Linked DNA regions of Homo sapiens: region 1 is linked to region 2. Evidence: read pairs that join two places in POLR2A ChIA-PET (ENCODE). Cell type or tissue: Panc1. All regions are shown on one strand. Links, peaks and the distances in the headings refer to the core of each region. The heading gives the core; the rest is flanking DNA. Region 1 overlaps KCNQ4 (potassium voltage-gated channel subfamily Q member 4). Region 2 has its middle 38 kb from the start of CTPS1.

What was found. ChIA-PET counts read pairs that join two places held together with the same protein. Peaks named below come from ENCODE experiments on the same cell type or tissue, not always from the same donor. Only the 100,000 strongest peaks of a DNase experiment are listed, where the experiment ranks them.
Region 1: POLR2A ChIA-PET joins it to region 2 with 5 read pairs; 7 of 35 experiments call an interaction of 5 or more read pairs at or near these places.

The regions. Positions count from the first base shown.
Region 1 is chr1:40,825,349-40,836,330 of GRCh38, forward strand. It overlaps KCNQ4 (potassium voltage-gated channel subfamily Q member 4), which reads left to right. Exons shown (of 14, transcript NM_004700.4): 10 at 5,736-5,956; 11 at 7,666-7,765; 12 at 9,619-9,750. Among named protein-coding and RNA genes, the nearest start is that of CITED4, 32 kb to the right of the region's middle. RefSeq lists enhancers at 1-102, 9,251-9,776. In Panc1, for the core only: no CTCF peak of the experiment used is centred there; no DNase peak of the experiment used is centred there.
Region 2 is chr1:40,933,329-40,949,839 of GRCh38, forward strand. It overlaps the pseudogene LOC100128362 and the pseudogene UBE2V1P8. Among named protein-coding and RNA genes, the nearest start is that of CTPS1, 38 kb to the right of the region's middle. RefSeq lists an enhancer at 11,503-12,002. In Panc1, for the core only: no CTCF peak of the experiment used is centred there; no DNase peak of the experiment used is centred there; H3K27ac peaks cover 2,444 bases.

The DNA of each region.
Region 1 (10,982 bases), core at 6,376-8,875, 110 kb before region 2:
TCCTGGAGGAAGCCTTCAGTCATTCTGAACCTGTGTGTCCTGGCGGAAAATCGGCAGTGTTTAGGCTGATTGGGGCTCTGGGTACTCTAGAGTTTCTGGGCTGAAAAGGCCTAGGGAGGAGTTTTGGTGCAGAGGATGCAGGGAGCAGCCTCCCTTCCTTGTTCTCAGTGAGGGCACTTCTGGGCCAGGGGCTGAACAGGAAGTGGGTGGAGAGGGAGAGTCCCTCCAGGTCTGGGGCTGGAGGGAGGGGAAGCGTGACTGCCAGGCCAGGCTGAGAGCTCCCTGGGAGAGTAGGGCCCCTCTCAGATTCTCTGCCCGAAGGTCCCTCATTGTTACCTTCATCCCTACCAAACATAGTTTCCAGGCGGAAACTCAAGAGTTTTTGTATCCCAGCAATCCTGTCCAGGACCTGAGCCAGGGCTCTCTGTGCTTCCAGTTCACTCTGGTCTCATTTTGACTGAATAGGAAGGCAAGGGGAATGGACATTAGCCTGGGGCCTAGTACCTGTACACTCCCCACGGCTCCTTTGGTCCCTGACACCCCCAGGGCCCAGGAACAGATTACTACTAAGGGCTTGGCTGTCACTGACTCCCAGCCTCGTATCTATCTGCCTGGGAGGGGACTTGGCGAGTGTCTGGGACACAGGGTGATGGTAGTAAAGTGGCCCTTTCTCCCAGGGACCCCAGGGGGCTGAGCCATGGTTTGTAGATCAGTCACCAGGCTCAGGCCCAATGGCCGTATCGTTAATCGTGGCTGTCTAGACCGCCAGCCAGGACACCCTTCCTCCACCAAAAACACACACACATATACACACTCGGTTGGCCACACCTCTGGTGGTGCTTGGGGATGGACCTGGGCCAAGTGTGCCCACAGGAAGTGGTGCTAAAGGAGCAGGATTTCCTGGGGGATGGCATTGCCAGGGCCAGCACCTCTCCTCTTCAGGGTTTTGCAATGAGTTTATCAAACCATGGTCTCCAGACCTCCTGCATCAGCATCCCATGGAGTGTTTGTTCAAAATGCAGATACCTGGACCTGTCTCCAAGCCCACAGGATCAGAATCTCTGGAGAAGAGACACAGCCTTCTGCATATGTAACATGGTCCCCAGGGGATCCCTATGCAAAGTGTGAGAACATCTACGTTCTGGTGATGGGGCTGGAGGATGATTTAGGTGGGGGTCCTTCTTTCCCACCAGCTACCGGAGGCCGGCCCCATCCCAGCAGCTCCCCACACTCTGCCCACAGCCCCTTTCCCGCTAACCTCTGTTCGTGTCTTATTCTCAAACTTCCAGCCAGATGTTTAATAATAAACGGAGTTTCTTTCGGATCCACGCCAGCTGGAGACCGAGGTACCCCCTCGCCTGCTCCTCCTGTCCCCACTCCTCCTTGCCCCACCCAATTTGGGGGCTGGAGAGGGGACAGGATGGGCCAAGGACAAGGTGCATGTGCCTGCCGCCTGCCGTCTGCCTTGGGTGCCCAGTGAACCCCTCGCCTTTCTGGGATGCCTCTGCTAGGTCTGGGGCATGGGCCCAGGGTGCCAGGAGGGGCACGTGCAGGAGCCTTAAGGATGTGTGCTGGCTCTGCTGCTGATGCCCTCTGTGATCTTGGCCAAATTGCTTCCCTTCTTGGACCTCAGTTTTCCGTCTGTGGAATGGGCAGATTGAACTAGAGGACCTCTGAGGGTCCTTCTCACTCTGACTTTTGCCAGGCCTTGGGCTTAGCTTTCTGTCTCCCTGCTACCCACCTGGGGACCTAGCAGATGCCTGAAGGAGCTGGGTTTGGCACCTTTGCCAGCTCCAGGACCCCAGCTCTTTTAGCGGCATCTCCATGGCATTCCTTGGTACCTGCCCTGTGCCAGGACTTGCTCTGTGCACTAGGGACACGGTGATGAATAAAACATCGTCCTCGGAGAGTTGCAAAGAGTAATTGCAGCTCAGTGTGATGAGTGCAACAAAGGGAGGAAGCACAGGGGCTGTGGAGCCCGGGTCAGGCACACAACCCAGAGGAAGCCCTAAAAGCAGTGGGTTTCAGGGAGGGCATTCCAGGCAGTGAAGCAGCACGGACCCAAGCAAGGAGGCAAGAGGGAGCACAGTGTGGGGAAAAAAGCTGGCAGCCCAGTTTGGCCCCCCTGAGACTGGACATCAGAGCGAAGGTTGGGGGCAGAGCTGGGTCATGCAGAACCTAAAAGCCCAGTGTGAGCTTCACCCTGTTGGCATGCTTGGCAGCCTGAGCTCATGGAGTCCTGGGTTTCCAAAGGTGCCTCTGGGGCCCTGTGGGCTGGGGTCCCGGAGCTAGGAGATGAGTGGCAGGGCTCCTGGCTGCCCATGTGTGCTTCTGCTGAGAGGTGTTTTTTCCTAGAAACGTGGGTTCTGGACCACAATCTAGCTACTACCCACTATTCGTGTGTCCTTGGGCAAATCACCTGACCCCTTTGCACCTCAGTTTCCTCAGATGTAAAATGCAGATGTAAATAGGGTCTGCTTCCACTAAAACTGGACCTGGCTCCAATAAATATTGGCCTTATTTGATTTGGTATGTTCAGCAGTTAAGATCTTATTTACCTTAAAAGAAAATAGCTTAGAAACCATGGCTGTGGGCAATGGTTTGAGCTGAAGCGTTGAGCTAAGGAGTCTCTGGGTCAGGCCCGCCATTTTGCAAGCCTCCTTTGGCTGTGGAGGGTGTGGACAGGAAGGACACAGCCATGGCAGAGGCCAGTGGCGAGGCTGTTTCCATAGTCCCTGAAGAGGGGCTGTATGTGGCTTCAGAAGTCGTAGGCTGCCTCTGTTCCCCCAGTGAGAGTGGCCCTGGGAGGGCAGATCATGAGGCCCTAAAGAAAGTCCTTGTGGAAGTGAGTTCAAGGGGTTGGGACCAGCAGGGCAGCCTGGGCAGAGCTCGGCCTCCCCAGCAGGGCAGCCACAGTCCAGCCCACCCCATCTTTCTCCCAGGTACCAACAGATCCTTAGCCAGAGTTTCTTGACCTTGGCATCATTGACATTAGATAATTCTTTGTGGATTGCGACTATCACATGCATGGTAGGATGTGGAACAGCACCCTTGGCCTCTACCTACTAGATGTCTACCTACTAGACATTGCCACATGTCCCCTGAGTGGGGGAACTTGCTCCAGTTGAGAACCACTGCTCTACACCCTATCCTGATTGCTTGACCCAGAAAAAGAACATAGACTCTGAAGTCAGAGAAGGCTGGGTTCCAGTTCTTGCTCCATCTCATAGGAGCTCTGTGACCTTGGCCAAATCATCTCACCTCTTTCCGTGTATATAAAATAGGGATGGTAAAGACCGCCCACCACACACAGTGGCTGAGAGAACTGAAAGAACTAAGGCAGCCTGATGGGACCCTGCACGTTCTGGGAGCCTGGGAGGGGAAAGAGCTTTTTGGTGCCCACTGTGTGCCAGGTTTTCTTCCACCTTCTTTTAGCTTTCAGACTTAGAGGAGCTGATATGAGCCATTTTCTGGGCCCTGCCCAAGGAACTGGAATCCAGACCCACTCCTGGGAAAACAGTGCCTTCTTGCATTAAAAAGGAGCTCAGGGCCTCTGGCTGGCTGGAAACTTACAGAACCCCACAAACCAGACTGGAAGCTTCCTCAACCATCACAGAATCAGAGCTGGAAAGGGACCTTTCAAGGTCTCTAGTGCAAGCCCTCGAACTCCTTCCTCCATAAGTCCTGCTGAGTGCAAGCTCAGCCTTGCTTGCATTACTTCTTTTGACAGGGAGGTTGCCCTCTTCTCCAGAACGCCATTGGAGCCTTATGTGGTGGGCGCAGTGATGTGGAGTTCCAGGCCCTTGGCCAAAGTGTCAGGGCCTTCTCCACTCTCCTCTCTTCCTCTCCCTCTTGGAGGAGTGGAGGACAGGAGAAGGGGTTGCACGGACCGGGCAGGGTGGAGGGTGCTTGCCAGCATGAGGGAGCCTGCAGGAATGGCTCTGCAGAGGAAAGTTTGGGAGAGCCAACCTCAAACTTTGATTGGAATCTTTGGGATGTGTCGATGGAGTCCTGGGCCAGTGGAGAGCATGCTGGATAGTGGGAACTGGGAACTGTCCCTGTCCTTTTGATACCCTCAGGGCCCCCATCCTTGACCTATTAACCTCTCCCCTCTGGGCAGAGGCCGCCACCCCTAAGGATGGCCCTACATCCTGGCCACCTTCCTGAAGGTGCCCCTGGTTTCGAGGTCTCCCTCACTTCAGCACCTTGGCTCCCTCCCCTCCACCCCATGCCCTGGGCATGGGAGACCCCAGTTCCCACCCAATACCGAAACCAGAATCTCTTCTCTGCTCAACCCTTGATCTGAAAGCCTCTGAGAGTAGGTGACACGGTGTCCTCCCCCAACTCCTGCCCCACTTCAGGTCTCCTCTAAGGCTGGCTGGTACTCTCTTGATCTGGGGCCCCAGACATTTGGGGTGGGTCCCCCTGAACCCGAACCTGAACCTGTCGGAATCTCTAGTGGCAAACCACAGCAGGGGAGGCAGCGATGACGTCACAGGGCATGGGATGGAGGACATTTGCATAGGTCCTACCCCAACAGCCATAACATTGTCCTTGAACCTCTTGGACACAGAGTTACTCTACCAGATCATGGTTAACCAGGGCTTGTCCTGGGGAATGAGGCCTCTGCTAACTTGTTTTCCTCCAACGTTTGGGGAACGTGGTGGGGAGTTGGATGCGGGAAGGGAAGTCTGAGTGCATGTGTAGACGTGCACGTACACGTTCACATGCACACAGACTGTGTAAATGCTGTTGAACCGGGAGCTCAGTAGGCAGTATCGGGGGGTAGATCTTTAGCGGGGATCCAAGACCACACAGGCAGGATGTCAATCAAGGTGGGCTGAACTTAGGTAGGAGAGACCACAGAAGAACATGTTATCAAATAGAGACCCTCACTGAGAGGGCAGGCACCAGGCATGGCCTGGGCATACATGTGGGCCCAGCAGCTAGAACCATGGGGCCGAGGCCCTCAGTAGGCCATCACGCTGCACACCTCCAGGGCACCACTGCATGGAAGTCTGTGTGATGGAGTCCTTATTTTGCAGTGCACTGCCTGCACAGCTGTACGAGGCCCTAAAACCCTGACCAGTGTGGGATCAGATAGCCGCAGCAGTGGGGAGTGGAGGAAAATATGAAATGACACATGTAAACACACGCCAACATATGTACACACACCAGTGCCTGTACACCCACACTCGCACATGTGTGTGCACAAGGTGTGTGTGTGCATGCGCGCACACACACACACCCTCGACTCCACACAGCCTGCCCCTGTGTACAGTGAGGACTGGAGGCCTACCTCCGTGTGCATGGCCAGGTGAGCTTCCGACCCTCAGCAGCCTGTCTGTGCCCAAAGGGGTCGCCACCCCCACCCTCTGCCCACTCACCTGCGCCAGGCCCAGCTCCCACATCCTCCTGTCTGTGTCTCTGACTTTGGATTTCTCCCACTCCTTCCACTCTGACATCTGTCTCCTGTGCACCCCTTATCTGTCCGGGTGATGAGGGGTGGGATGTGGGTGGTGGGGAGAGGATCTGCTTCGACTGACCCCGAATCAGCCTCTTGTAGGAGTGAGGGCCTCCCTTACCACATCCTTGTTCCATCCCAAGAAGTCTCCGCTTGGCGGGGAATCCAGACCTAATAGCCACCCCCAAGTCCTAAGTCAGCTTTGTCCCCACTCACCCCCACCCCCAGCTCTGGCTAACTTGGCTCTCTCCCAACCTGCCTGCCCTGCCAGCAGCCGGATGGGCATCAAAGACCGCATCCGCATGGGCAGCTCCCAGCGGCGGACGGGTCCTTCCAAGCAGCATCTGGCACCTCCAACAATGCCCACCTCCCCAAGCAGCGAGCAGGTGGGTGAGGCCACCAGCCCCACCAAGGTGCAAAAGAGCTGGAGCTTCAATGACCGCACCCGCTTCCGGGCATCTCTGAGACTCAAACCCCGCACCTCTGCTGAGGGTAAGCCCCCGGGGGGCTGAGTCCGATCGAGGGCCGGCTGAGGGTGGCAGGGCGGGGACAGTCTGGGCTGGGAGCAGAAAGATCTGGCTCGCGTCTCAGCTCTGGAACTGATGGACCGTCTTTGGGCTCTGGTCTTCTCATCTGTAAAATGGGCATTATAATATTTGCTCTGCTATACAATGGACATCAGACTGTTTGGGAATCACGTGGAGGGTGGCATTTCATAGGGGTTAGCAGCACAGGCTTTGGAGCGAGACTGCCTGGATTTGCATCCTGGCTTTGTCACTTATCTTAGGCGAGTGACCTAATTTCTCTGGGCCTCATTCTCCTCATTCATAAAATGGGAACAATAATAGCATCCACTTCCTAGGATTATTGTGAGGATTAAATGAGATAATCCATGGAAGGTGAACAGAAGACTTTTGGGAATATAGGAGGTGCTCAACAAATAGCTAAACACAAATGTACTTTGGAAGCGGCAGGAATGCATCCTTGATGAGCCCTGACTATGCACTGCCCAGCACTGGCTTATCTCATTTACTTCTCCCAGTGACCCTGGAAAGTAGGTTCTGTTTTTGTCCCCACTTTACAGACGTGGGCACTGAGATCTCTCAGCTTGTGAGTGGCAGAGGTGCTCTCCTCAAGCAGGTCTATTCAGCTCCAAAGCCCAGGCCTTCTTCCTACCCCTCTTCACCCAGCCCAGGCTGCAAGTATGAGACTGTGGACCATGCTGATGTCACTTTTCTGAGTTTTGGCTCTGCTGGAGACTTCCACTGTGATTTAGGCAGGAGACTGCCCCTTTCCATGCCTCAGTGTCCTCTTCAGGAAAATGAGAGGGTTGGACCAAGCCCCCTGGAAGACTTCTCCCAGCTTTGACATACTTTAGGCCCCTGGGTGGGGAGAGGTGGGGTGAGTGCACAAGGATGGGGGATGGGGACAGCTCCCCCTTTGGCCTTGGAGGGAGGGGACCCAGCCATGCTGTTTCTGCCTGTGCTGTGTCAGCCCTCAAGATGCTGCTGGCTGACACCTCAGAGTTTACAGAACCCCATAGACCAGTCTTTGAGAGGTGCTGCCCATAGAAGCCTGGGCACAGCTGGTGCCCAGGACCTCCCTTCCCTGTCCTGGAAGCTGTCCGGGCTCTTGCCACTGCTCCTGTGAGGCAAGGACAGCATCACCTCTCTGCGCAACACAGGGCACTAGCCTCAGAGAAGCTTCTCTCATTCAGGGAAGAATGGTTTGTTTTAAGGGCCTTCCCTAGTAGCAGAGCTGGGCCTGGGAGCCAGCCACTTGGGTGTCCTTCCATCTTAGCTGAAGGAGAAGACTGTGTGCATGATTACATGCAGTGCCATCAAACCCCTTATCTCTGGGGCTCACTGTTCTGCAAGGTGGAACCAGTGGGGCTTCCTCCAGGGCTTTGTGCAACAAACTTGCCCTGGACTAGGCCAGCTGTGCCCTAAAGCAGCTCCCACCTACCCACCAGGCAGATGTTTACCCTGACTGGCCACCGGGGCAGATGGGCATGCAACACACTGGGGCTTTCCACCCTGGGGAGGGCAGTGAGACACAGGAGCCCCAAGAAGGTTCTGAGCCCTTTCTGGGCCTCTGTCTTCCTATTGGACACTCTACTGGTGGTTTGGCATACAAGGGTCGGATGGGAGGTTGGGAGTGGCCCCTTTGGTGGGCCACTTGCCCCATACCTGCCTTTTCAGATGCCCCCTCAGAGGAAGTAGCAGAGGAGAAGAGCTACCAGTGTGAGCTCACGGTGGACGACATCATGCCTGCTGTGAAGACAGTCATCCGCTCCATCAGGTAAGACTGAGGCCTGAGGCGAGCACCCCCCTCCGTGTGCCACCCACTGCTGCTCCCCATCTGGGCGGGTGGATCACTTGAGGTCAGGAGTTTGAGACCAGCCTGGCCAACATGGTGAAACCCCGTCTCTACTAAAAATACAAAAAATTAGCCAGACGTGGTGGTGGATGCCTGTAATCCCAGCTACTTGGGAGGCTGAGGCAGGAGAATCACTTGAACCTGGGAGGCAGAGGTTGCATTAAGCCAAGATAGTGCCATTGCACTCCAGCCTGAGCAACAAGAGTGAAACTGTATAAAAAAAAAAAATGTATTTTTTATGGTGGGTCTTGGTCAAAAAAGTTTGAAAGCCCCTGCTCTACTGGCTGTCTCCATGCCTCAAAAATTAAGCAGGGACCAGGGTCTCCTAGGCCACGGCCTAGGCATGGATCTGGCCTCCAAGCTCCTTGGTGTGCCGTCCTGGCCTAGTCTCCATCTCCAGCCTGCAGCTCTAGCTCCAGAAACCCCCTCAACCTCCAAGTTTTCTGGGCTCCCCACTTTCTTCCCTGGCTGATACACCTGCCCACAAGCCTCTTTTCTTGTATTCCTTTTAAAATTAGAGTCAGGCTGGGCGTGGTGGCTCATGCCTGTAATCCCACCACTTTGGGAGGCTGAGGCAAGAGAATCACTTGAGGTCAGAAGTTCGAGACCAGCCTGGGCAGCATAGTGAAATCTTGTCTTTGCAAAAAAAAAAAAAAAAAATTAAAAAATTAGCCAGGCATGTTGGTGTGCCCCTGTAGTTCCAGCTACTTGGGAGGCCAAGGTGGAAGGATGGCTTGAGTGCAGGAGTTTGAGGCTGTAGTGAGCCGTGATTGAGCTACTGCACTCCAGCCTGGGTGACAGAGTGACACCTTGTCTCTAAATAGATAAATAGATAAAATCAGAGTCAGCTGGACCTGTCCCCACTACCCCCCACAGTCTGAAGCCTCTGCTTACCCCCTTTTCACCCATCCATTCTCTCCCCTCCATGTGCCCAGTGTCAAGGACATAGTACCTGACCTGCCACCTGACCCAAGCCAGCTCTCCTGGGCCACCCCACCGACCTCTCAGCCAGCATGCCCCAAACCTGCTCCTCTTCCTGGGCTGGTTCCCATTTCAGGCAGTGGCACCACCATCCACTTGGTCACCCAAGCCATGGGAGTCATCCTGGACTCAGACCAGGGAGACTTTCAGCCCCACCTCCTGAACTGCTCCAAGCTCTTCCATATCTCCTCCCCCATCCCCTAAAGCTAGTTTCCCTGCCCACGCCTCTGCCCCTCCAGGGTATTCTCCACACAGGCTGGCAGAGCTGGCATGCTAAAGCAGAGTAACTGAGCCGGGAACAGTGGGTCACACCTGTAGTCCCAGCACTTTGGGAGGCTGAGACGGGCAGATCGCTTGAGTCCAGGAGTTCGAGACCAGCCTGGGCAGCATAGTGGGACCCCCATCTCTTTAAAAAATAAAAATTAAAAAAAAAAAAAACAGAGTTATTGATGTGCCTGCCCCACAATGTCCCATTGCCCAGTCTCTGCCAGAGATGCAGGGCTCTTCAAAGCACACCCCAGCCTCCTTCTCGAGGCTGATCTCCTGTCTTCTCATACCATGGCACCCTGAACCCCATCCTCCACCCCGGCTGGTTGATTAACCCCTTTCCATCTCATCCCTGTTTCTGCTACTTGGAGGTAGGGGAGGCTGGGAGACGCAGCAGAGGCTGTTCATGGTGGCCAAGCAGGAGGTGCCCTGGTGCTGGACAAGGGGATAGCAAAGAGATGGAGAGGGTGCTGGGAAAGAATCCCTGCTCTAACAGGACACTCCCTCTGAGCCCCCTCCCCCAACAGGATTCTCAAGTTCCTGGTGGCCAAAAGGAAATTCAAGGAGACACTGCGACCGTACGACGTGAAGGACGTCATTGAGCAGTACTCAGCAGGCCACCTGGACATGCTGGGCCGGATCAAGAGCCTGCAAACTCGGTGGGTGCACCGGGCCTGTTGGGAGGCAGGGGCAGGGAGGCAGCGACCCCAGCCCTGAATGAAGTCTGAGGCCAACCCCCGAGCACCCCCAAGGGCTCACTGCTGCAGCTGAGTTTCTAGACTGAGGAGGTCCCTGGCTTGCAGTGCCAGCCTGAGGCCAGACCCAGCACCCGTCCCAAGGCTGAGAAACAACCCAACCATAGTTTCTCTGTGAGGTGGGTCCTCTGTGCAAGCCCTATTGACTCATATGCCTTGGGGGCTTTGTTTAGAATGACTGTTTCCTGGTCCTAAAATAATCAGCCTAAAATAATCACTGACCTCCCATCTCCCAAGAGAATAGGCAAATTGTCCTCACTGCCCACCTCTTGCCTCTGGAATCCTCCCACATCTCTCTGGTAGACCCAGCATTAGGAAGAATCCTCACCCCAAGACCCACATCACCTGCACCTTGCCCTTCTCCTCTTCTGGCCTGCATTTTCACTGTCCACTCATTCATTTAATCACTCGAGAAATAGTCAGTGGGCATTTACTACTTGCCAGCCTGTGGGGATATGGCAGAAAGCGCAGCAGAGTTCCCACACTTATGGAGCTTTCATTCTAGTGGAAGGAGAATAAGTGATAAATAAGTAAAACTGGAATATGTCAGACAACGATAAATACTAAGGAGGAAAATAAGGGTCAGGCTGTTAGGGTTTGCAATTTTAAATAGGTGAGAAGGTTCTAGAGGGAACAGCAAGTGCCAAGGACTTGAGAGGGGCAAGTGGCTGGAGTGTTGGCTTCAGCACAGCAGGGAGCCTGGTGTGGCTGCACTGGAGTGAGAGGTAGGAGGTGAGGTCAGAGGGCTAACGGCACTCAGAGAGTGTAAAGTCCTGTAGGCCCCTGCAAAGACGTTGGTGTTCATCCAGGATGAGCTGCAAGCATTGGAGGGTTTTGTGCAAACGACTGACAAGATCTGAATTGTCTTTTAAAAGGATCACCCTGGGTGCTGTGTTGAGGATGGACTTAGCGGAGTGAGGGTGGACACAGGTAGACCAATGAGAACCTGCTTCAGACTTCCACGCATGAGACCGTGGGGACTTGGAACAGAGTGGCAGCTGCAGAGGTGGGACAAGTGGTCAGATTCTAGATACATTTTGTAGGCAAAGTTGACAGGGTTTTCTGATGGGGTGTTAAGAGAAAGAAGAGAGTCAAGGATGAAGCTAAGGTTTTTGGCTTCAGCAAGAGGAAAAATC
Region 2 (16,511 bases), core at 8,616-11,115:
CTCCCCAAGTGCTAGGATTGCAGGCATCAGTCACTGTGCCTGGCCCTATTTATGCTTTCCTATTTATGTTTTTGATAAATGTTGAGAAGGAAAAGTACAGTGCACAATGGGAGAATAAAACAGATGGCCCAGGCTTGTCCCACGGTTCAAGGAAAGCTTCTTGGAGGATATGCCATTTAAACTAAGACTGAGGATAAGCATCAGTTGCCAGGCCAAGAGGGGATGGAAGGGCATTCCATGCAGAGGGAACAGAGTGTGCAAAGATACTGAGCCAGGAAATAATTTGGCATTTTGGAAGAACTCAGAGAAGGCCAGAGTGGCAAAAGGGCAGGGAATGAGAAGGCAGAGGTAGAAGATGAATTTGCAGAGGGGGGCAGACCATGCATGCCCTGGCAGGGCATGTAAGGATTGAGGGCTTTATCCCAGGAGCATTGGGAAGCCTTTGAAGGTTTCAATCAGAGCAGTGACCAGATCATATCTGCGTCTTAACAAACCATTTCAGAGACTGGTAGAGGATACCAGTAGGAGATTGATCCAGGTGAGAGAAGACAGGGGTTTGGACTGGGGTGCTGGCTGTGGGGAAGGAGAGAAATGCAAGCATGAAAGAAATGGTGAGGAGATCAAAGAAATGACAGAAATAAGTGACTGATGGAGAATGGGCAGCAATTGGAAGAGAGAACTGCTGAGAATGCGTCTGGACTCATGGCCTGAGTGGCTGAACAACTGAAGATGAACCCGCTCACGTGCAGGGAGACGTGATGCATTCAGTTTAGGATATGCTGAGTTGGAGGCTGCAAATGGGGTTACTCGTTTAAGGGGGGGTAAGAATAATACAGAAAGTTAAATCATGCTATATTAAGAATATAAAAGTAGGCAAAGTAACTATAGGTTGAACAGAGACTTTGGGTTGAGAGAGAAATAACTTGTATAATCTATCAAAAAAGTCTGAGTCTGTCCCTTTTTAATTTATATTTATTTATTTATTTATTTATTTATTTATTTATTTAGAGACAAGGTCTCGCTATGTTGCCCAATCTGTTCTCAAACTCCTGGGCTCAAATGATCCTCCCACCTTCACGTCCCAAAGTGCTGGGATCACCACTCCAGGACACATTTTTTTTTTTTAATGGAAAAGATGTCACAAATGGAGACCCAGTTTAGTACAAAGGAGATGGGGGTGGGGCGTTTTGGTAGGGTTCAGGGCACTGTGGATTCTCAGCAGTCACTGACTCTTACCAGTCCTGGAAGTGCGTCAAGCAGCTGGACAGAAATCACAGTGTGGACACTGGTTGGCACTTAGGGAACTCATTCATTCGTTGACTTTACAAATATCTATTTATCTGTCAATGTTCTAGGGCTCAAGGAGCTAATTCCTTAGCTTCTAACTGGAGGAGACAGACAACAAACACGTGAGTGCGTAATTTAACATCAGATCAACTGCTGTAAAGGAAAAGAAAGTCAAATCAAGGGTTAAAAAGTGCTGGGAAGAGCTCCATGATTTGAGTGGTCAAGGCCTCTCTGAAGGACAGACATCTGATTTCCAATAAAACAATTAAGAAATTACATATTTCCTTTTGTTACCTTTAAATTTATATATTAAATAGCTGACAAAAAATATTTAAAGCTTAATAGAGCATAAAATAAAGGCCATAAAAATGAACAATGAAACCAGTAGAAATCAACAGAAAATCGATGGAAGAAAATGGTAACAAAAGAATTTCAGATCATTCCAAAAGCAGTAACTCAGTAAGAGGAAAAGATAAATTTGCAAAGCAGGTATAAATAGCCTTCTGGAGTCTTTGGTAATCCAATTACTAAAAAGGAATAGGTGGGTACAGTTGTTCATGCCTGTAAGCTTAGCACTTTGGGAGGCCAAGGTGAGAGGATTGCTTGAGCCCAAGGGTTCGAGACCAGCCTGTGCAACATAGCAAGGACCCCCAAATCTATTTTATTTTATTTTTAAATAAAATTTTTTTCTAGCCCATAAGATATGGCAGAAAGACCCCATAGCAAAAAAAAAAAAAAAAAAAAAAAAAAATTAGCCAGGCATGGTGGCATGCAGTGCAGTCCCAGTTAGCTACTCTGGGGGCTGAGGCAGAAGGATCACTTGAGCCCAGGAGTTAGAGGTTACAGTGAGCTATGATGGTACCACTGCACTCCAGCCTGGGTGGCAAAGTGAGACCCTGTCTAAAAATAATAACAATAGGCTGGGCACGGTGGCTCACACCTGTAATCCCAGCACTTTGGGAGGCCGAGGCTGGCAGATCACCTGAGATCGGGAGTTGGAGACCAGCCTGACCAACATGGAGAAACCCCATCTCTACTAAAAATACAAAATTAGCTGAGCGTGGCGGCTCATGCCTGTAATCCCAGCTACTCAGGAGGCTGAGGCAGGAGAATTGCTTGAATGTGGGAGTGGAGGTTGCAGTGAGCCGAGATCGGGCCATTGCACTCCAGCCTGGACAAGGAGAGTGAAACTGTGTCTCAAAATAATAATAATGAATAATAAAAAGGAGTAGATCATGGACACAGTGGAAAAAATATTTACTTTTGCTGAGTTGACACACATTACTGAACTAAGAAAGCATGAAACTTACAATGTACCACTACAAAAGAACATTGATGACAAATGGATAATGAGAATCAATTAAAAGAAGATTTACAATTAATTGTACAAGAAAATTGAAAATGTCCTGAAAGAAACTTGATGGAGGTTTTCACAACTTTGGCAACAATCTTAATAATTGAAACAACATGACCTAAAGTCAGTTATGATGCTAGACGAAACTTTACTAAATTACCAATTAAAAAGTATTTTTCAATAAACCATTTCAGAAGAAAGAGAGAATCCTCTCTCCCTCCTCTCTGTAGAAACACAAAATTACAAAAAAAAAAAAAAATTTAAGTTGTTATATTGGAGAGGCAACCAAAGAAAATGTAGCCAACATATAGGATATTATAGAGGTATGTCAGATGGCAATTAATGAAAATTTATGTATTTTTCTGGATTCTGTGACTTTTGAGCTATTTGTCAGCTGCTAAAATCTTATCTGTTGTGATTTATTTTCTCATTACAAATAAACCTTCATGTTTATACCTGCATTTGTTAGCTACTGGTAGAGTACTGCTGTGTAACATATGGTCCCCAAACTCAGCGGCTTACAAGTATTTATTGGCATAGATCTGCAGATCAGCTGGGATGCTTTAGGCCACAGCAGCTGTGAGCTAGGTTATCTAAGCTGGGTCAGCTGGATGGCTTTGCTCCCTGTATCCCTCATCTTCCTCCTGGGACCACTGTGCTAACCAGTGAATGCCCTCATGTTGAAGACAAGGTACAAAGAAGAAAGACCCAGACTCAGAAGTAACATGCTGTCACTTCCACTCAATCCCATTGGCCAATGCAAGTTACATGGCCAAGGCCAGAGTCAAGAAGAGTAGAAATACACTCTGACACTTTAGTGGCCCAAACTGCAAAGTCATATGGCAAAGATGTAGACCCAAGGAGGGGGGAAGTATTGGGTCCAGTAATGCAATCTCCTGTAGTACCTAATTTTGTACTTAGAATTTTGCAGTCTTTTTCATAAAGAGCCCTCCTCACCATACAAACACACACACACACACACACACACACGCACAGACACACACACACTTATATAAACCTCAGGCTTTCACAAAACCTGGATCTGTCCCTGCTGGCTATACTCTTTAGGGTGCCTGCTTTAATAACAAACACTGCAAATAAGAGCTTCATGAGTAATTTTTTCTGAGCTCGCAAGTTTATTATGAAAACTCTGCAGTGCTCTTGTGCAATAAAACATCACTTTACAGGAAGGGGCAAAAACAGCTCTGTTCAAAACCACTCACTAGGTTCTGACAATAACGAAGAATGGCATGTGGCTCAGATTTGAGAAGGCGACAAACTGAGTGGAGGCAAGTCTTATAATTAAATTAAATGGTATCCCTGAAAATAAACAGAACGATTTCAAAACCCTTAAGTAGAGGGGAGGGCTTGGCATTTATTTTTTTTAATTTCATTAAGTTCCAGTGATCCAGTGATTGTTTTCTGCTACCCCTATGTACAGTCATGCTGAGTAAAGCTATAGCTAGATGGAGGTTAAATTGTATTCACAAAGTGAATTTACATCTTATTATCTGCGGTCTCTCAAAGAAAGCAAAAGTAACTGCAAACACCATGTTGCTCCAGCATACAATGAACTGGTTTATTCTAAAGTGATCACGGCTTGGTGACAAAAAGCTTTGTATTTTTATATGGCACAGCTTTTAGTCCATGTGAAAACAAATTTTTTGAATGTTAACTATTTTCTGACACTTTGGAGTTACTGTTGCTGTCCCCATTTCCATTAAGTCAATATACAATTCATGGCAATCCTGTTCAAATTTAAAATTCTTTTTCTTTTTCTTTTTCTTTTTTTTGAGATGGATTTTTGGTCTTGTCTCCCAGGCTGGAGTGCAATGGCACGATCTCGGCTCACTGCAACCTCCGCCTCCTGGGTTCACGCGATTCTCCTGCCTCAGCCTCCCCAGTAGCTAGGATTACAGGCGCATGTCACCATGCCCGGCTAATTTTGTGTTTTTAGTAGATTTTAGTGTATTTTGTATTTTTAGTAGATTTTAGTGTATTTTATATTTTAGTTTCACCATGTTGGCCAGGCTGGTCTTGAACTCCTGACCTCAGGTGATTCTCCCGCCTTGGCCTCCCAAAGTGCTGGGATTACAGGCGTGAGCCACCATGCCCAGCTTAAAATTTCATTACAGGAAGTAATCTGGGGTACAATGAGTAACATGTGGCTTGCCTCTGTGAGGTGCTGGGTCATACTGCAAAAAAAGAGTATTTTAGAGTATTATCAAGTTCCATGATTGCAGTGTGATTACCACAATGATAGCAATAGTTTGGAGTACTGAAGATGGCTACTACATTCCAGTCATGACACCAGTTATGTCCCACCATCACCAGCTGGTGAGCTCTAGACACCAACCTGAGGCCACTGGCATGATTAAATGTCTCAGGAGTATCTTGCCCAAAGGTGTAACCATCTCCTCAAAGAGATATACCCCAGCCACCATGGTCATCTGGATCTGAGTATAGCAAGTCACCCATTGGACCCTCATGGGGAATTTTCTGTAGGCAATTCAGTGTTCTGATGTGATGCAGTGTATCTACAGATGGCGACAGGCCACCATGGAGACAGAAGAGCTGCCCATCCCCCAAGGCAGTGAGAGGAAGATGGCCTGTAAAGGCCGGGCATGGCGGCTCATGCCTGTAATCCCAGCGCTTTGGGAGACCAAAGCAGGTGGATCACTTATGCCCAGGAGTTCAAGACCAGCCTAAGCAACATGGTGAAAAACTCATCTCTACAAAAAAATACAAAAAATTAGCCGGGCATGATGGTGCACGCCTGTAGTCCCAGCTACCTGGGAGGCTGAAGTAGGAGGCTCACTTGGGCCAGGGAGATTGAAGCTGCAGTGAGCCATCTTTGTGCCCTTGGACTCCAATCTGGGTGGCCCAGTCTTTGAAAAAAAAAATCTGGAAAATATTTCTAAACATTTGCATTTCCATGTTTTCTTAAACACTCTTCATAGGAATGATAAACTTGTGTGATCTGCCTGCTCTCATGATTCCTTGGAAGAATGGTGACGCATTCATGGTAAGAAACCTTAACAGCTAGGAGCAGCATAACTATTTCAATTGAATAATATCCTCTGTCAATATAATCTCCTGTAAACAAGTAATTTGTATCTGGTAATTTTCTATTAATTTTTTTTTGAGACAGGATCTCGCTATATTGCCCAGGCTGGTCTTGAACTCCAGGACTCAAGCAATCCATCTGCCTTGGCCTCTGAAAATGCTAGGATTACAGGTGTGAGCCACCACATCCAGCCTGTATCTGTATCTGGTAATTTTCTATTTTTGTTTTGGTTTTTTTTTTTTTTTTGAGATGGAGATCTCACTCTATCACCCAGGGTGGAGTGCAGTGGCACGCTCTCAGCTCACTGCAACCTCCGCCTCCCAGGTTCAAGTGATTCTCCTGCCTCAGCCTCCTGAGTAGCTGGGAAGCTAATTTTTGTATTTTTAATAGAGGCAGGGTTTCACCATGTTGGCCAGGCTGGTCTCCAACTCCTGACCCCAAATGATCCGCCCGCCTCAGCCTCCCAAAGTGCTAGGATTACAGGCGTGACCCATCACGCCCGGCCATCTGGTAATTTTCTAAACAGTTCCATGAGAACATGAAATTGCCCATGCTTATCTCCAGAGACAGTGACTGGACACCAAACCTCTTGTGCATTGGATTCTTCTGTCAGGATTTCTTTAGCCTCCTTGCAGAGGCTCTTGACCTGGGACTTGGATAGCTACTTTCTCTGGTTCAGCTGCTTGATCCACTGGTCCAGCTCCTTGGAGAACACCTCATCCATGATGCCACCTGCCCGAGCTGGCTGCTGCACACGGGCCACATGCATCTGTGGCCACTGACAGTTGCTTGGTGCTGCTGCTGGCCCACAGACTCTCCACAGTGCTCGGCCAACAACTACTGTGTCTCTTCCCTACTCACTCTGGCTCCAGAGCTTGGTTCTCTGAAATCGTGAGTATTTCGAAATACTTGAAACAACAAAGTTCAATTGAGTTCAAAGTCCACTTACATCATTGCAAGCAATTTCATTCATTCATGCCAGAAAAGCAAGTACTGTTAGAGTCTTCCATTAAAATTTCAATTTCATTTTAAAATTTTGCGCAGGAATTTTGTGTAGCTGTTTCAGACAAAAAATCTAAAAATTGATGTGCACAGAAGGAAGCTCAGATCTCTAAATAAAACTTTTGAAAAGATTTTATTTGGAAGTATTTACAAATTCACATTTAATATCTTTGCTAATTGTTTTTCAGGGGTATCCCAGGCCCATGAAATTAGATGATTATAATCCTTGGTTTATGGTACATTCTTTTTTTTTTTTTTTTTTTTTAGACAGAGTATTTTACTGTCACCCAGGCTGGAGTGCAGTGGTGCGATCTCAGCTCACTGCAACCTCCGCCTCCTGGGTTCAAGTGATTCTCCTGCCTCAGCCTCCCGAGTAGCTGGGATTACAGGTGCACGCCACCACGTCCAGCTAATTTTTTTTTGTATTTTTAGTAGTGATGGGGTTTCACTACGTTGGCCAGGCTGTTCTCAAGCTCCTGACCTCAAGTGATCTGCCTGCCTCGGCCTCCCAAAGTGCTGGGATTACAGGCATGGGCCACCACGCCTGGGCAATGGCACATTCATAACAGGTCCAGGGCCAGCATGGTGGCTTATGCCTGTAACCCTAACACTTTAGGAGGCTGAGGCAGGAGGGTGGCTTGAGCCCAGGAGTTCAAGACCAGCCTGGGCAACATAGGGAGACCCTGTCTCTACAAAAAGTAATAACAAATTAGTTGGGTGTGTTGGCATGAGCCTATATTCCTAGCTACGTGTGAGGCTGAGATGGAAGGATTGTTTGAACCCGGAAGTTCGAGGCTGAAGTGAGCTGTGATTGTGCCAATGTGCTCCAGCCTGGGTGACAAAGTAAGACCCTGTCTCTAAAAACACTTTGTCTCTGAAAAAAAAAGAAAAAAGAAAAGAAAAAAAAGAGGCCAGGCCTGGTAGTGGCTCATGCCTATAATTCCAGCACTTTAGGACACCAAGGTAGGAGGATTGCTTGAGGATTTTGAGACCAGCCCAGGCAACACAGTGAGATCCTCACCTCTACAAAAAATAGAAAAAATTAGCTGGGCGTAGTGTCACAGGCCTGTAGTCCTAGATACCTGGGAGGCCGAGGTGGGAGGATAGCTTGAGCCTGAGAGGTTAAGGCTGCAGTGAGCCATGATTGTGCCACTGCTCTCCAGCCTGGGGCACAGAGCAAGACCACTTCTCAAAAACAAACAAATAATAATAATGTAACATCTCACCCCAAACCAAAGCTAGTACCTTGACTTTTTAGGTACAAATAACCATACGTGCATCCCCTGCAGCATGGATCCGGGACATTTTGCTTTTGTGGGCCTCTTCCTAAACACACATATACACGTGCACAAAAATATATATGTATACCAGACGTGTACAAAAATATATATGTATACGTATATTTTATGATTGCATTGGTAATAAAGAATATGTTGTTATATAGTAAAACATTTTCTTTGAACTAAAAAGTTCATTAGTTTCTTCTGATTAAAAAGATAATAATGGCCGGGTGCGGTGGCTCACTTCTGTAATCCCAGCACTTTGGGAGGCTGAGGCTGGTGGATCATGAGCTCAGGAGTTCGAGACCAGCCTGGGCAACATAGCGAGGCCCCCGTCTTTACAAAAAATACAAAAATTAAAAATTGGTCAGGCATGGTGGCGCGTGCCTGTAGTTCCAGCTACTCGGGAGGCTGAGGCACGAGAATCGCTTGAACCAGGAGGCAGAGGTTGCAGTGAGCTAAGATAGCACAACGGCACTCCAGCCTGGGCGACAGAGTGAGACTCTGTCTCAAAAAACAAAACAAAACAAAACAAAAAACACATTTTCATGGACCTCTAAAAGTATTTTGGGCCCTAGGCATGGTGCCTATGGTGCTTCATGGATGAGTCAGCCTTCCTTCCCTGGCACCAGGTCCCCATCAGCCTGGGTCCTGTCTGCTCACCATTCTCGTTTTCCTTGTTATAATTTCTTGCAATAATATGTATTCCTTAAGAGTACATTTTTGGTTATAGCACAACTTATATGTTTCAAATGGACCAAAATTAGTATCATTTACAGTATCTTAAGATAAATTTCCTTTGAGTGAGCTTCTTTTCCTGTACTTTGAGGTCTACGAGATGTATCTAGAAAATTTACTACTGTGGAAAATGAAGTCGTTTAAAGCAAACTCCAGGGGGAAGGAAAAGGGCCTGTGGTTTTCCTTTTGGATAATTGCTGTAATGCTGTCCTTCAGGCAGCTGAGGGAGTTTCATGTTTTCACTAGACATCTTTAGGCGCTGAAGCTCTTGCAGGACAACTTTGATGTTATATGGATTCTGCCATTTTGCTAGCACTAATAAGGTTCTTGGTCCACCACTCCATTAGAACTACTAACTCCATTCTTATTAATTTTTGTTACAAATCTTACAAACGGAGGTGCTGTGGAGTATTTAGGTCCATATTCTATTTTTGTAGCTGCATATTCTGTTTTCATAAATTGGCTACCATCTTGTGTTGCTGTTGCTCAAAGGCTCAAAAGAGTACTTTTAATGTTAGTCATTTTTAACTTCGCGAAATAATATAATCTTTTTTTTTTCCCTGATACGGAGTCTTGCTCTGTCACCCAGGCTGGAGTGCAGTGGCACAGTCTCGGCTCACTGCAACCTCTGCCTCCCGGGTGCAAGCGATTCTCCTGCCTCAGCCTCCCGAGTAGCTGGGATTACAGGTGCACACCACCACGCCCAGCTAATTTTTTGTATTTTTAGTAGAGACTACGGGGTTTCACTATGTTGTCCAGGCTGATCTCGAGCTCCTGACCTTGTGATCCGCCCACCTCAGCCTCCCAAAGTGCTGGGATTACAGGCGTGAGCCACTGTGCCCAGCCTATAATCTTTTGAGATCTACTTTTCTCACTTACTATTAGATTGGCAAGATTAATTCATATCTGAGGCATGTCCCTGCAGTTCATTCATCTTGATTGCTGTCTATTGTGTACCATACATGAGCATACCAAGGTCTATTCATCACTGTCCTATCCCATTTAGCATAGGGTGTGTTTTCATCCTTTCCTACAGGAAAAAAACAACCCCAGTACTTCAATGGCTTGTTGTAGCAAACATTTATTTCTAGTTCTCATTCTGTGAGGCCAAGAGTCAGCTGCAGCTCTCCTAGGAAAGGGTCTTTTTCCAACGAAGAGGCCTAGCAAGGTGAAGAGGGAATTAATAATTATGAGCAAATGCAACTGATCCCAGATGGTTTCCAGTTTTACTGAATGGACAGTGCAGCTAGGGTAAAACTGCTGGGTTATAAGCTATAAGAATGTTTGGTTTTAGAAGATTATGCCAGACCTTTCCATAATGGTGTCACCAATTTAAATTTCCACCAGCAATATGCAAGAGATCCTGGAGCTCTACATCCTTCCAACACTCCATATTATGAAACTTTAAACTGTTGAAAATTGAAGGGATGTAAAATGGTATTTCACCGAGCCTTGGTTTGTGTTTTCCTGATCACTAACAACGTTCGACATCTCTTTAAACTTACTGGCTATATGTGTTTCTTCTTCTCTTAAATGCCTGCTTGGCCAGCCATGGTGGCTCACGCCTGTAATCCCAGCACTTTGGGAGGCTGAGGGGGGTGGATCACCTGAGGTCGTGAGCTCGAGATCAGCCTGACCAACATGAAGAAACCCCGTCTCTACTAAAAATACAAAAACTTAGCCGGGCGTGGTGGCGCGTGCCTGTAATCCCAGCTACTCGGGAGGCTGAGGCAGGAGAATCACTTGAACCCGGGAGGTGGAGGTTGTGGTGAGCCGAGATTGTGCCATTGCACTCCAGCCTGGGCAACAAGAGCAAAACTCCATCTCAAAACAAACAAACAAACAAACAAAAAACTCCTGCTCATACCTTTTGTGTCCATTTTTCTTTCTTACTGAATTGTAGAAGTTTTTTGTTTTTTTTTTTTAAGGGGCTTGCTCTATCCCCTAGACTAGAGTGCAGTGGTATGATCATGGCTCACTGTAGCCTCGACCTCCCTGGGCTCAGGAGATCCTCCCACCTCAGCCTCCTGAGTAGCTGGGACCACAGGCAGTCCACCTATATTTTCTACTAATAGTTTTAAAGTTTTATTTTTTTAAATTTAAGTCCTTAAAACATCTAGTGCGGATCTTTGTTTATGTTGTGAAGTAATTTTTCCAGCTCTGTTTATTGGCCCATCCTCCCTTTCTTCGCTGTGATATGCCACTCCTGCCGCATATATATACCATATATATGTGGATCTGATTCTGGTCTCTCTACTCCTTCTCAGGGGTCAATGTGTCTGTCCCTATGTGGATACCGTACTGTCTTAATGGCTGTAGCTTCATCGTGGGTCCTGATTCCTGGCAGGGGTGATGAACCCTGCCCCACTCCACCCCCGCTACTCTGCCCAGTAACAGGGAGAAGCACCCTCTGCTGGCTCTGCTCCTTCCAAATAAGTGGCCTCAGGCATACTGTCTATTTCCCTTTTGAATCTTGGTATTCTTGTGCGTAAACCAGGGAGTAATGATTCTACCTCATAAGAATGTTCTGAGCATCCAATAAGACTGTACATAAATAAAGCTTCTGGCACAGCGCCTATTTGTTGGGCCTGAATGTTTGTGAAATGGGGTCCAGAGACGTTCAATGACGTGCTCAAGGTCACAGGACCAGACCCATAATATGCTGTCTTCTCACTGCTGAGCTTCAAAGACCATTTCCAGACAAGTTAGCCTTCTCAAGAGTCTTTCTTCCATTTTCTTCCCTTCCAGGAAAAAACAAAGGTAAGAAAGAAAGAAAGAAAGAAAGAAAGAAAGAAAGAAAGAAAGAAAGAAAGAAAGGAAGGAAGGAAGAAAGCAAGCAAAGCAAAGCAAAGCAAAGCAAAGCAAAGCAAAGCAAAGCAAAGCAAAGCAAAGAAAGAAAAGAATCCATTTCCAAAAGCTCACAGCATACCACAGTTCCCAATGACTGCATCTTTTTTGGCTTTTTCTTATCTAATGGGAACGGAATGAACTGGATCAGGGTTTCTCTAACAATGTTGGAGAGGAAGTCAGGTTTATTTAAAATTTAACTTCTTTTGGCTCTGTTACCACTGGCCTTGGCTGAGCCATGGCTCGAGGGCATCCGAAAGCAATGAGATCCGGGCATGGTTTCCAGGAGAGTCCCTGGGAGCAAGTTCAGTGTCCCTGAACTTGTCATCATGAAAATTGCAGTGGCCTTGAGGGTTAATCACTGAAGTTAGCATGTAAAGCTGGGTCTGCATCTGTGTTGTTCCCTCTGTCTCTCCTGATCCCACACAGCCAAGACACAGAGCAGGTGCGCAGTGTGGAATAAACAAAGGAAAGTGGGCGGAAAGATTTACAGTCACCTTGAGGAGACTGTTTGGCCTCATTGTAGAGACATTAACAGAGCCAAAGAAAGGGTGTGCAGCTTCTCAGGAGATTTGTTGCTATTATAGTGAGAAAGGTTTGGAAAAGATTATGAGCATGTTCAAAGTTACGATAATTAAAGCGTGTTAGCTCAGAAACTGAAGACAAAGAAGTAAAGTGGAATTGAATTCACAAATAGACCTAAACACATAAGAAAATCTGGTGTATGATAAGGGTGGCATTTCACATATGTAAGGGGAAACTACATGTTGATGAGCCATCTGGAAAAAAACCAAACTGAATCTCTAACTTACTGCATGCACTGAAATAAATTCCAGATGGATTAAGTATGCATTGGTAAAAAACAAAACCATAAACATGCTAGAAGAAAATATCAGAGAATGTTTTCCTAATCATGGAGTGGAGAAAATCTTTCTAAAATATGACACAAATCCCAGAAGTTATCAAGGAAAAGATGGACAGATCTTACTACATAAATATTTTTAAACTTCTGTAGGGGGAAAAAACATATGCAAGGCAAATGACAAACACTAAATTATAAAAAATACTGATTTGCTTTCCACATGGCAGATGAGAGCTAATAACCTGATATGCAAAGACCTCCTACAAATCAACTTAAAAAAAAAAAGTACAGGCTGGGTGCAGTTGCTGACGCTTGTAATCCCAGCACTTTGGGAGGCCAAGGTGGGCAGATCACAAGGTCAGGAGTTTGAGACCAGCCTGGCCAACATGGTGAAACCCCATCTCTACTGAAGTTACAAAAAATGAGCCCAGTGTAGTGGCACACACCTGTGACCCCAGCTACTTGGATGGGTGAGGCAGGAGAATCACTTGAACCTGGGAGGTGGAGGTTGCAGTGAGCCGAGATCACGCCATTGTACTATAGCCTGGGCAACAGGGTGAGACTCTGCCTCAAAAAAAAGAAAATTAATTAATTATTTTAAAATATTTAAAAAGTACAAAGGAAGGAAGAAAACCATGAGTAAGAAAAATATAATCAGGCGTGGTGGCTCACACCTGTAATCCCAACACTTACAGAGGCCTAGGCGGGTGGTTCAGTTGAGGTCAGTAGTTTAAGACCAGCCTAGGTAACATGGTAAAACCCTGTCTCTACCAAAAATACAAAAATTAGCCAGGCATGGTGGTGGGTGCCTGTAGTCCCAGCTACTTGGGAGGCTGAGGCAGGGGAATCACTTGACCCTGGGAGGAGGAAGTTGCAGTAAGCCAAGATCACACCACTGCACTCCAGCCTGGACAACAGAGTGAGACTCTGTCTCAAAAAAAGAAAAGAAAAGAAAAATAGACAAACGACATGGGAAAATACACTTTATAGAAGATGACATTCAAATGGCCAATCAACTCAGGAAGAGATGTTTGACTCCACAGAAATCCAAATGAAAACAACAATGGGATAATATATTTCATGTATCAGACTGCAAAAATTAAAAGGCACCCAGTGTTGGGGAGCGTGTCAGTTGGTATCTCATCACTCCTGGGGCAAATGCAAATTGCAATATTATTTTTGGAAAGAAATTCATCTATTTCATCAGAACTTTATATTTATGTGCCCTTTGATCAAATCCATTCCACCTTTGAGAATTTATTTTATTGAAATAATGGCAAAAGTGAGCAAAGAGAAATATATAGTGGTTCTTTGCAGCATTGTTTATAATAACAAAAGACAGGAATTGCATGAGTATCACCAGAGAATTGGGTACCTCATGGTGTGTCCATACTATACAGCTGATAAAAAGAATGAGGGAGATCCATCTACACCTGCCAACATGGAAATTAGTTCTCCGTTTGGAAGACAAAGCAATTTGAATAACAGGTATATTGTATATCTATAAGATATATTATTATATAGATAACATGTTATAACAGGTATTTTTATATGTTTAATATTATATATAGATATATATATATATATACTTTTTTTTTGAGACAGAGTCTTGCTCTAACCTTCAGGGTGGAGTGTAGGGGTGCGATCTCAGCTCACTGCAACCTCCATCTCCTGGGTTCAAGCAATTCTCATGCCTCAGGCTCCCAAGTAGCTGGGATTACAGGCGCGTGTCATCACACCCAGCTAATATTTTGTAATTTTAGTAGAGACAGGGTTTGACGGAGTTTCACCATGTTGGCTAGGCTGGTCTCAAACTCCTGACCTCAGGTGATCCACCCTCCTCAGCCTCCCAAAGTGCTGGGATTACAGGTGTGAGCCACCACGACCGGCCTAATATTTTATTATATTTTTATTTATATTTTGAAAATGATCTCTTGGCCAGGCGCAATGGCTCATGCCTGTAATCCCAGCACTTTGGGAGGCCAAGGTGGGTGGATTACCTGAGGTCACGAGTTCTAAGACCAGCCTGGCCAACATGGCAAAACCCCGTCTCTATTAAAAATACAAAAATTAGCTGCGCATGGTGGCACGTGCCTGTAATCCCAGCTAGTCGGGAGGCTGAGGCATGAGAATGGCTTGAACCAGGGAGACGGAGGTTGCAGTGAGCCGAGATCACGTCATTGGAGTCCAGCCTGGGAGACAAGAGTGAAACTCCGTCTCAAAAAATAAAAAAATAAAAAAGAAAGACAATAATCTCTCTAGCTCTTTCCACATATATTTGATTATAAAAACACATACACATATGTAGCTATATGATTATAATATCTATTATGTATACCTGGAAATTAACATACTAAAGTGTTAACAGTGAGACAGATTGAAGGCAAAGATTGAAATTCATTTTATTTCTCTATCACTGAAATTTTTTTCATTGAGCACATTACTACTTTTGTAACAATGTTAAAAATCATCTTTATTAAAAATTATTTTAAGGTCAAGGCAGATGGATCACTTGAGGTCAGGAGTTTGAGACCAGTCTGGCCAACATGGTGAAACCCCATTTCTACTAAAAATACAAAAATTAGCTAGGCATGGTTGCGCACACCTGTAATCCCAGCTACTCGGGAGGCTGAAGCAGAATTGCTTGAACCCGGGAGGCAGAAGTTGCAGTGGACCGAGCTCCCACCACTGCACTCCAGCCTGGGCAGTAGAGCAAGTCTTCGTGTCAAAAAAAAAAAAAAAATTATTTTAACTGATGTTATGGTTACTAAAAGTCGGCCTGGAAGGACAGATGACTCCCAGACTGCTAACAAATAGGGTTTTCTCCCGGACAGCGTTTCCCTCCCCCGGCTATTAGAGGTTTCCCACCAAGACTCCTGGCTTCCTTTTCAGAGCCAAGAGAGCCAAAGGGGCCCTTGTGTTGCCCAGGGCTCACTGGGGCATAGTAAACATGCCCTAAATACAGTGCAGTCCCACCCTTAACAGTAAAGCTACCCTATCCAGCAGCCCTTTCGCAGAGTGCGGGAATAGCAGCCTCCCCTTCCCACCCCATACTGTGAGCTTCCCTAGGGCAGACACCAGGGCTAACTGTTGTCTGTATTCCTAGCAGCCAGCACAGATAATATTACTCGAACTAATTTATTAACACAAACACAGACTAACACAACTCGCCCACCAGGCAGATGGCGAAGCCTGGCTATAAAACTGGCACAAGGAAGAGAGAAAATTGATTAGCAATGAGTCATGAATGGCAGGAAAGCATGAAGGAGAAAAGGCAGATACACGAAGTCTGTCTACCAGCTGGTCCTTTTTTAAAAAGGGAGGAGGCAGACAGTGCCCCCTACAGGGCTAATGGAAATGGCATCTGCCCTTTTTAGGAAGAAGGGCAGAGGTAGGTAGGGTTGGAGGGGTGGGGAGGTGGGTGCGGGCTATGCTGTATTCTATCCTGCAATGCCAGTGAGTGAGACTGTAGATCATGTTGCCACTAATGACATCTGGTGGAAACGGCATTTGTGGTGGAGATAACTTAATAACATAGCATGTGCGGCACTGTGCTACAGCCCACAAGAAATGGAAAGAATGGCAAGAAGTACTTGTTTGTCCCTGTGTCCCCAGCACCAGGGGCCTGGCACAGAGCAGGGGCTCACTAGAAGCTTGAGAAGGAAGGAAGCCAGGGAGTGAGGTAAGGAGGGAGGGCAAAGGGAGGAGATAGGGAAAATGACGCAAGGACCAAGGAGCTCTTTCCTTTAATTTATTTTATTTTATTTTTTCTTTTCTTTTCTTTTCTTTTCTTTTTTTTTTTTGAGACAGGGTATTGCTCTGTCACCTAGGCTGGAGTGTACCAGTGCAATCACGGCTCATAGCAGCCTCTACCTCCTGGGTTCAAGCTATCCTCCTGCCCCAGCCTCCCAAGTAGCTAGAACTACAGGTGTGTGCTGCCACACCCAGCTAATTTTTAAAAAATATTTTGTAGAACCATGGAATACTATGCAGCCATAAAAAAGAATGAGATCAGCTGGGCATGGTGGCTCATGTCTGCACTTACTCCCAGCACTTTGGGAGGCCGAGGCAGGC